2 separate regions of the Homo sapiens genome follow, and region 1 is linked to region 2. The links are chromatin loops, found by intact Hi-C in ENCODE. Cell type or tissue: IMR-90. All regions are shown on one strand. Each heading gives the region's core, and the rest is flanking DNA. Links, peaks and the distances in the headings are about the cores only. Region 1 has its middle 12 kb from the start of THBD. Region 2 has its middle 87 kb from the start of LINC03125.

What was found. Peaks named below come from ENCODE experiments on the same cell type or tissue, not always from the same donor. Only the 100,000 strongest peaks of a DNase experiment are listed, where the experiment ranks them.
Region 1: a loop joins it to region 2, with 3 times the contacts of the local background. A loop is called at or near these places in 50 of 110 quality-filtered maps.

Annotation. Positions count from the first base shown.
Region 1 is chr20:23,059,386-23,064,763 of GRCh38, reverse strand. No RefSeq gene overlaps it. Among named protein-coding and RNA genes, the nearest start is that of THBD, 12 kb to the right of the region's middle. RefSeq lists a silencer at 2,238-2,532. In IMR-90, for the core only: a CTCF peak has its summit at 2,452; no DNase peak of the experiment used is centred there; H3K27me3 peaks cover 546 bases.
Region 2 is chr20:23,232,633-23,238,010 of GRCh38, reverse strand. No RefSeq gene overlaps it. Among named protein-coding and RNA genes, the nearest start is that of LINC03125, 87 kb to the right of the region's middle. RefSeq lists a silencer at 2,285-2,579. In IMR-90, for the core only: a CTCF peak has its summit at 2,398 (motif pointing right); no DNase peak of the experiment used is centred there; H3K27me3 peaks cover 440 bases.

The DNA of each region.
Region 1 (5,378 bases), core at 282-5,281, 170 kb after region 2:
AAGGATTTTTTTCCCTTTGGTTTTGTTATTAATCCTTTATTGGCTTTTGCCTCTATGACTCAGCCTGGTTGGCCCAATGCAATCACAGGGTCCTTAAAAGATGGAATATCAAGGCAGAAGGGTTAGAGATGTGACACAGAAGCAGAGGTCAGAGAGAGAGGTGAGAAGATGCTGTGTATGCTCTTGGCTTTGAAGATGGAGCTAGGAGCCTCAGGTCAAGAAATAAAGGTGATCTCTGGAACAGATAAGGAAAGGATCCTCCCCTATATTCTCCAGAAGGAGAGCAGCCCTGATGGTGCCCCAATTTTGGACTTCTTACCTCCAGAGCTCTAAGATGATACGTTTGTGTTGTTTTTAACCACAGCAGCAATGGAAAACTATTACACTCCATCACGGAAAATACTAAGCTGCTCACTACAAATGACCGATATTTAAAGTTTTTTAAAAGTATAACAATTCTGTAATATAAAAGTAATGAAGTTCTCACTGAAGAGCAGTCAGAACAAATGTATGCAAAATGGTGTGTAAATGAGTGCAGTGTCTGTAAGGTGGTGACTATGGCGCCCATTTGCCCGCTTTATATGAACTACCAATTTTTGAGATGGAAACACCTTCATAGCAGAATGAAATGACCTGGAAGATGAAAGGTGGTGTTCCTTCCTTGGGAGCTGGGGAGTCTAGAGTGTGGAGGAATGTCAAACACATTGACTTACCAGAAGCTGCATGATACCGGAAGCCAAGAATCCAATAGGCCTGGTCTCAGCCAAGCCAACTCTGAGATCTGTGGTTCTATTGGGGAGTAAGGTGGAAGCGTTTTTCTCTTTAACTGAAAGAACAGAACCACATTTTTCTCTCTCCTTGTAATATGAAGCTTGTGGTCATTTCAGTCCTTACTTTGCCTTCTACAACTTCCTAAATACTCACTGTATTTTGCTTTTCCTTTCTCTTCTCTTCCTTCTTAACGCCCTCTCTTTCACTCACCATAATTCCACAACAGTGACAAGAAACATCCACAATGGACAGAAACAAGACAAAGAGGGCTTTTCCCACCATTGTCTCTTGCATTTGAATACAATGCTTCTTAGTGGTTGGGTTTTTTTCTTCTCTATATATATCTTTTTTGAAGTAGAGGAAGTTTTCATAAGCAAGTCCTGCATCTTCTAAGTTTTTTTCTTTATTAATGTTTGTAGGGCAGGGTTTGGAAAACTATGGCCTGCAGGCCCACTCTGGCCCACTGCCTGTTTCTGTATGGTGCGTGAGCTAAAAATGGCTTTTTTGCATTTTTTTAATGGTCAGAAAAAAATCAAAAGAAGAAAAATATTTCATGGCATGTAAAATTATGAAAATTTCAAAGTCTGTAAACAAAGTTTTATTGGACCACAGCCACATCCATTCGTTTATATATGGTCTGCGGCTGGTCTCCTGTTACAGCAGCACAGACCAAGTGGCCTGCAAAACCTAAAGCACTTATTATCTCTGTTTCTTTGCAGAAAACAGTATGAGGTTGACATACTCATAGCCCAACAGTATGAGGTTGGGCTATGAATTCTTAATACTTTTAGCATCTTGGATTCCTTCAGTCTTCCTCCTTTCCATCCTATTGCATGACTTTCAGCTTCATGATAACAATGTCCTCTGCACCTCCTGTCTGTGCAAAAATTTTACAAATTACATTTATCTTGGCTTGAAGGTGGAGTTCCACTATCCCATCAGGATAAGGTTTGTGATACTTGTGCCCATGCAGGTAGAAACTGTAGATTCAGGATCCAAGGAAGAGTTGGTAGAGCCAGGACCCAAGGTGGAAAGCCCAGGAGGAAGAGATGAGGGTAGTGAGGATGTGAGCAGAGCCTGGGAGGCCACTTCATTCATGCCTCACATACAATGAGCCAGTTGTTTCTCAAACCTGTGCATCAGAATGCCCTGGAGAGCTTGCTAAAACCCACAGGGCTGGGCCCAATCCCCAGAGTTTCTGATTCAGGAAGTTTGAATTAGGGCCCAGGAATCTGCCTTTCTGACAAGTTGGTAAGTGATATATGTGTTCACAGAGAGAAGATAAAAGCTGATGCTGACAATCTTGGCCACTCCTTTTTCATACTCCTAAGAGGATCATTGAAACTGTGGTGGAAGGTAGGGGAAGGCAGGTAGAATCCTGTGCAGGCTGGTCTCATTGAGGCCGTTGGGTTGCCCAGCGGAGTGTGTGTGCAGCAAATTCCCCAATACCCTTTTCCCCAAGACCTTGTCAACAGGCAGATTCTGATGCAGGAGGTCGGGGTGGGGTCAGAGGTTGTGCATTTCTAACAAGCTACCAGGTGCAGTGATGCTGCTGGTCTGGGACCACACACTGAGGGGCAAGGCTGCAGGGGACTGCCTTGGTTTGCATACCCTTCTTCTTCCTCTGCCTGTATCACAGCAGGAACATCCTGTTTTTAATGCCAGCTGCCCTTCAGTCCACCAGAGGCAGCAGTGCTCCAACGTTCTGGGGCCATGTCCACATCTTTATCATTGCTTCTGAGCCCCGGGGACTGACTCATTTAAATGACATTTTCAACTCTGGAAAAATGTTGGGCCAGAAATGGAAACAGCAGCAAACACTTTCTGGGAAACAGGAAGCCAAATATTTGGTTCTTGACAACTATTTTCCCCCCAGATTCAGAGCCTACTTATTTCCCAAATAAATAAAACTTTTAGATAGCAAGATAAAATATGAAAATGATGTTCACGCTCAAGACCACAGGATGAGAGCACAAAGAGTGCACACTAGGAGAAAACAGAGGGCTATAAAGTGTCTCTGGCATATTTCAAGTTCTGAATTTACTTATTATCAGCTGTTTGTGTTTATTCTGCTTGCAGTAGAACCAGCTGGAGTTTTAAATTTGCACCGTGGGTGATGCTGCCAAAATTATCCCTTGCAGCTGTTGGCTCCACGCTTCTTCAGTGGCCAGCTGGTTGTCAGAAACATAAACGTAACTACCAGTCCCAAGGAGGAAGCAGTCTGCCCTATTGTCTATGGAGAACAGACAATGCGTCCCACTGCCCTTCTTTCCTGCAGGGCCCTTTAAGGGACCCAGAAAGCTCCCTCTTGCCGTATGTCCCAAAAGTCCTTTCCAAAGGAAAATAAACCCCAGAGAGCCATTTTTTGGCAGTGCCTTGCTGGGATCTGGCTTCGGAATTATTCCCAATCTGAAAAGTCTTCTCGATGATTTGGACGTGGACTGAATGTTTCCCCATCCTTCCTTCTACTTTTGAGCACCCATGGTGGGTGGACCAGCTATGGGTGGAGGTAAGCGAGGTCTGAGGCACCCCCAGTGGGAAGCCACTCCCTTCCTCTTCTCCCAGAGCTAGATGGAGCCTCAGTCACTGCCAGGCCTGTGGGTAGAAGAGGGATTTCTGAATGATGGGATCAAATATTGGCCGCCCCTACTTCAGAGTAAAGCCCTCTCCAGCACCCTGCTCTCTGTGACATCTTCATTCCTGGAAGGCTGTTCTGCCCAAGCTGAAGATGTTCTCAGACAGTTTACCCAGAGCTGTCAAGCCATCCTGCAGGCTTGTTCTCAGCCACCAGAAGTCTAGAGTAGCTAGTCTGCAGTTTTCAGTCCTGATGGAGCTAGATATTGATGAAAATAAGAAGTCTGCCTGCACCAGCTTCTGCAAATCACCAAAAGATCTCTGTGCAAATTTGTCCAATACTGACTTGGTCAGATAACCAGGGTTTCAATATTCATTGCTCTCATCACTAAGTTTTGGGGAGGTTTGCTACTGGCAGTAGATAACCGATTTTGTGGGGCTCCACCAGGCTTGCTGCTTTCACACAACAAAGGCAGAGTTCAGTGGTTATGACAGAGGCTGAAAGGCCTGCAGCTGAAATGTTTACTCTCTTGCCCTTGACAGACACGGCACGTCAACCTTGCTCTAGGGCATCCACAGAATTCCTCCAGATATCTGGGTCTTAGCAGGCACTTTTGTTTATCTGTCCTTCCACAACTCAAACCAAGAAGCCAAAGATTTAGCATCTCAGTAGTTCACTGGTAATAACATGGGGTGAGTTGGGATGGGTCTCTATGACACAGCCCGGCTGAACCCATGTGATAAAGTCTATCCTCTTGTGAAATGTGTTTTTGGGGAAGCAATCACTGAACTCAGGGGGTGCAAAGACCCCAGCCTTCTCAAGATGACAGGAGCGGCTCTTTCAGGCAGCAGATTTTTATTAAATTCTTGAAAATTAGTGAGCTACAAGGGAGTCAGAATAGCTTCTGTTTTGCAAGAGACTGCAAAAATGCGATGTGTATTACCAGCCACATTACTTTGAACTGACTAATTTTCAATTATCAAAAAATAATTTTACCTTTTTTTAATGAAGGAGTGGAGCCTTTAACTTATAAAATAAATGCATGTAGAAAATATAAGAAAGAGAAGAAAGTAAAAATCATGCTGCTTCAACTCAGAGATAATGATGTTACCAGCAGCAAATCCATATGGGTCTGCAGCAACCTCCATTCTTGCCTCCTCAGAAGAAAGAATTCAGCTGAGAGGCAGAAGGAGAGACTAGCAAGCTTTCGAGCGGGATTGAAAGTTTATTACAAAGCTTTAGAGCAGGGAAGAAGGAAGGAAAGTACACTTGGAAGAGGGCCAAGTGGCCAACTTGAAATACAAGTGCGTGGTTTGACTTTTTCACTTGGGGTTTTATGTGTTGGCATACTTCTGGGGTCTTGCATCCTTTCTCCCCTGATTCTTCCCTTGGGATGGGCTGTCCACATGCTCAGTGGCCTACCAGCACAGTTTGTTTACTGGAGTTGTACACATGCTCACTTCAAGCATTCTTCCCTTGCCAGTCAAATGTCCCTAGAAGGTCATATACCAATTAAACTCTGTCATTTTGCATCTTAATGCACAAGCTTGAGCCCACTTACCCAGCTCCTGAGATCTTATCTGGAAGCTGCTGATCCCCAGTTTGAGGTTTCTTCTATTGATAGGGAGACTGCTTTCCCTGGCACTGGCTGCAACAAATTATTTTAGAAAGACAGTTAACAACTGCCTGACCATCATCTGATGGTTGTCTGACATTCCTGGTGGTGGAGGAGCCCTCTCCTGCCATGCTCAGGCCTGACTAGCTACCTACTGTAACAATTATATATATATATCTCCTATACCATAAGTAGTATTTCTTTCTATATTAGGTGTGTTTACTTCCATAGCTTTCCATCCACTGGATCTATCAGTTATAATTTGATAATAGGTATATTAAATATACTTACTGTGCTAACAAAATGTTCAGATCTCTAATTTTCACAAAAAATTAAAGGCAAGCACTAAATATTTGCAGTTATATTAGTGATAGATATTTTCATTGTTCAATTTCTCACATTTCATGCATTTAAAGA
Region 2 (5,378 bases), core at 68-5,067:
AAACATTCCGAGCCAAGTCATAAATGAACTCCCATTCACAACTGCTACAAAGGGAATAAAATACCGAGGAATACAGCTAACAAGAAATGTGAAGGACCTCTTCAAGGAGAACTACAAACCACTGCTCAAGGAAATAAGAGAGGACACAAACAAATGGAAAAACATTCCATCCTTTTGGGTAGGAAGAATCAATATTGTGAAAATGGCCACACTGCCCAAAGTAATTTATAGATTCAGTGCTATTCCCCTCAAACTACCATTGACATTCTTCACATAATTAGAAAAAACTACTTTCCATTTCATATGAAATCAAAGAAGACCCTGTATAGCCAAGACAATCCTAAGCAAAAAGAACAAAGCTGGAGGCATCACGCTACCTGACTTCAAACTACACTACAAGGCTACAGTAACCAAAACAGCATGGTACTGGTACCAAAACAGACATATAGACCAATAGAACAGAGACCTCAGAAATAACACCATGCATCTACAACCATCTGGTCTTTGACAAACCAGACAAAATCAAGCAATGGAGAAAGGATCTCCTATTCAACAAATGCTGCTGGGAAAACTTGCTGGCCATATGCAGAAAACTGAAACTGGAGCCCTTCCTTGCAGCTTATGCAGAAATTAACTCAAGATGGATTAAAGACTTAAATGTAAAACCCCAAACCATAAAAACCCTAGAAAGTGATTCAGTGCAGCTCCAAAGCTCCCTGAAGCTTAGGCCCACAGACAATACAATTTTGTCCTAAGTCTATTAAAGTTTGACCACAGGACTCCACACTCAATTCCCTGCTTGTCACAGTCTGTGCTCTGAATTTTACATACGGTTGCTTCTTATGTTGGGATTTTAATTATAATGTCTTTGCTAGAGAACTTGCAAGAAGAAAGATGAAAATAAGATGTTGTCTTGACAACAAGGACACTGGGGCCTGACAGTGTTTTCCATGGAATCTGTAAAATTCATTCTGTGCACTTTCCACACATAACCCTTGGTGGAGATGCTCCATGCATGGAGTGTCATGGGAGAGGTTATATAACCCGGTATTAGCACCATTCCTAGCCAAATATAGCCTTCCCCACTTATTTTATTTTTAACTCTTTGAACAATGACTTCATATTCATAAGGCAAATAATAAGATTTTCTGTAGGTGGCAAATCTGGAGAAAACATGTTTTTTCCTAGACCCGAGAGGGAAACACGCTGTCCCAACCCCAGGCATCCTGGAAATGCAGCCTAGCCACCTCCCTCACTTCTACCTCTGTCAGCTTCCTCCTGACAGTGGCATAAAAGTGCCAGAAACTTATTTTTGCATCAAAACAAAGCTCAGCTATGGCATATAAGGCCGATGTTCTTGGTCTGGCATGTCCTTGTGTCTCTCTGTACTCTGTAGTTGACATGGCCAGATGTGTTTTTCTGAAACAGTGTCTTTTGGAAGTTTACCTGGAATCCTGCTCTTTTGCCTAGGAGACACTCAGGAAGGGACTTCAGGCTTGCAGAAATGTTTGGCCCTAAAAGGACAGTTCCACCTTTCTCTCCTGGACTTATTGCAGGTCAATTAATTGACACTGTCACTGGAAGGCCATACCTCTTTCAATGGACTATGTATTACTCAATCGAGTCTAGGCTTACCTGCACTGCTAGGTAAAAAGTGTAGAAAGATTAAACTTGTTCATCAGTTTCTCACAATATTCTGTCAACTGAATGTATGCATGTAGTCGTTAAGGATTTAAAAAGGTATGCGGACTGAAAAAATATTACTATAAAGTACACTGTAGGGACAACTGATAAAATTTAAATGGATACTGTGGATTAGATAACAGTATTGCATCAATGTAAAATGTTCTGATTTTGGTAATAATACTATAGGTATGTGTATAAGAAATTGTCTGTATTTTTAGAAATCATACTGAAGTAATCATCAGTAAATTAGGGAATATTTCTCCAACTTAACTCTCAAATAGCCAAGGAAAAGTCTGTCTTTTTCTCTCTTGCTTTCATTGCAAATGGAGAAATAGGTAATTAATTGGTGAATCTGGGAAAATGGCAAAACAGAGATCCTTGTACTATTTTTTGCAATTTTTTTAAGCTTAAAATTATATTGAAGTAAAAAGTTAACCAAAACCAGATGTGTTTTGGAGAAAGCAACTATAAGGTGTGTGTATAACCAGGATGGCCTGCTCCAAGTGGAGCGTAAACGCAATCCTGCTGTTTATTTTTCAGCCACTAAAATTTTATTGTCCTTATGCGTCTTAATGCCTTAAAGGCAGGAAGGACAACATCCCTTCCTTGAGCCACCATAGGGCTTATAAACAGAAGAGGGTCAGTCTTCACACCTAAGTGGGGAAAAACCTGCACCTACTCCATTACTACCATTCCTTCTTCCTGCCACACGGTGTCGCTGTTGGAGACGGAGCGCACAGATTCAGCAGTGCTGTGCTGGCCCAGGGCCGGGCAAATGAAGCCTTGGGTTTGCATGGAAGCTAACATGGAAGCTGTGGGCTGTAGAATGGGGAGGGAGACTGACGCCCTTGTGGGAAATAGTGGCAAGGCTTCAAGTTGTTGGAATAGCTTTGACCTTGATGGAGGGGTAGGTTTATTTAGGAAGAGAGGAATAGGGAGCAGCACACAGAGGTCCCTGCTGTGTACAGAGCAGTAGGTTGAAAATGAACCCAGTGTGTGATGGTCAGGAGCAGAGTTCTTACAGACAGGACAAGGGGCTGCTTCTTAGAGTCTTTGGTAGTTTGGGTTCCTGGAGCTGTTTTCTTGTTTGTAAGCTGTGCCCTGGCAGGTACTTGATAATATGCAAGGAATGAAAGATTTTGCAGCAGCTAGGTGTTTACCATAGCATATGGCAGAACTGGCTGCAATCTTTCACCACTCTCTATATCTTGACCTTTGCAATATGACTTGGCAGCTCCACTGACTTACTCCCCACTAGAACCTGAGCTGACCTCATGACTTGTTTCAGCCAGTGGAATGAGGTAGAAGGGGTTCTGGGTCAATTCTGAGACTGCACCTCAATATGCCTTGAGTGCTTTTGCCTCGTTTCTTGGAACCATGTCCAGCTTCCATGTAAACAAGCCCCTCCTAGCCTGCTGGAGGGTGAGAGGCCACAAAAGCAGAGATGAGCTGTCTGAGCTGAGGCCATCCTCAACCAGCCAGCCCTCAGCTGGCCCAACAGCTGCTGCCTATGCATGAGTCAGCCAAGCTCGGATTGAAAAATGCCCAAATTGTGAGAGGGATGCATGGTTTTGGTGCTTAACCTTGAACAAAATGCCAAATAACAGACCTCACCCCCCTCTACAGAGAAAGATGTCCACTTCCTAATCCCCAGAATCTGTGAATATGTCACCTTCCATAGGAAAAGGGCCTTTGTGAATGTGATGAAGTTAAGGGTCTTGAAATGGGGAGAGAGCATCCCAGACTATCCAGGTTGGCCCAATGCAATCACAAAGGCCTTGTTAGAGGGACATGTGGAGGTCAGACAGAAGACAAGTTATGGCAACAGACAGAGACTGGAATGATGCAGCCCACGAATGCCAGAGGCCTCTAGCAGCTGATAAGGCAAAGATCAGATTCTCCCTGCAGCCCCTAGAAGAAGCCAGCCCTGCAGATGCTTCAATTTTAGCCCAGGAAGACTCACTTTGGACTTCTGGCTCACAGAACTGTAAGAGAATAAATGTGTAGCTTTTTTTTTTTTTTTTTTGAGATGGAGTTTCTCTCTTGTCGCCCAGGCTGGAGTGCAATGGTGCAATCTCTGCTCACTGCAACCTCCGCCTCCTGGGTTCAGGTTTGACTGATTCTCCTGCCTCGGCCTCCCAAGTAGCTGGGATTACAGGTGTATGCCACCACGCCCAGATAATTTTTTGTATTTTTAGTAGAGATGGGGTTTTACCATGTTGACCAGGCTGGTCTCGAACTCCTGACTTCAGGTGATCCAACTGCCTCGGCCTCCCAAAGTGCTGGGATTACAGGCATGAGCCACCGCACCTGGCCAAATGTGTGGCATTTTAAGTCATTAAATTTGTGGTAGTTTGTTACAGGGGCAATAGGAAATGTGGTGGCTTGTTAGGCAGTAAAAACTGACTGATAGCCTTGTGGAAGCCTTAAGACAAGAAAGAGAAAAGGGTGGTGCTAACACAGATGAGAAGGGTATGTGCTTAGAGGCACCAATAAGTAATGCTTTAGCAGATATTTTGAGGAAAATGTTTTTCAGGATACCTGCTTTAAAAAAATATATAAGAGACATTCATTTACTGGTGAATCTCTTGGTTAACAAGCATCTATGTATTATGTGCTGGATGGAGGAAGAAGACTCAAAGACAAATGAAACTTTTTCCATGCCCTTATGAAACTCATGATTGCCCCACTCAGAGCTTGTCCTTTATGAAGTTGGGCCGGATGCAGGGGCTTGTCCTTAAAGGAGCCTCACAGCACTTCCTGATGAGCCTGGCCTCCCCTCCTCACCCCTCACCTCTCCTCGCACACTCTGGCTCCCTTTACGCCAGCCTCTCTGTTCCTCGATCCTTGGTGCATTTTTCTCTCCTTTTTTGTCTCTGTCCCTCTATCCTTGGTGCATTTTTCTCTCCTTTTTTATGTGATGAACAGTAGAGGCCCAAGTTTTCCATCCGCACCTTCCCCCAAGCTGAGCCTTAGTCTCTCGCCCTTGGCTTGGCACACGCATGACAACTCCTTGCAAAAGGACTCCTTTATTCGAACGGGTCGCCAGGACCACCCCAGCCTCTTCTGAAGATGTGTCCCCCGCAAAGCCCTGCCCCAGCCTGCCCTCACTTCCTACACAAAGGCCTGGACAGCAGTCACAGCTGGGGTTGGGCCCCAACATGATCCACGTGGTCTGAGACATTCTCTGATAGCCTCATGAGCAAAGTGCCACGGGGACGTGGAGAGGGCGGGGATGTCTTCTTCCCAGGGCCAGGGAAAGCTTCTCCCGAGAGGGCACAGAGAAAGCTTTTTTACAGCAGGTAGCTGGGACAGGGAAGGGCTTCCACCTACAGGTAAAGCAGGGCAGAGGTGCAAAGGCACAGAATGACACAGTATCAAAGGGCAAGCCTCAAAAGCTAACATATGATTCCCCCACAAATATTTTGGTATCAAATATTTACTTAGTTCATTAGTGAGAGAACTAAAATGATAAAGCTGGTTCAAAGGACTGGAAAAACTGACAGTGCATATCAGAATGAGAGAGTCCAATGATAAAGTCAGATACGCGACTGATTAATGTCCTGTAGGACAATGGAACCACTATCTTTCAGGTTATTTACTCTGCCAGCAGAAAGGGTTGCAATGTATCAATATTCAACAAGTTAACATCCAACTTCATAGAGTCTGGTCCTTAACCAACAAACAATTTA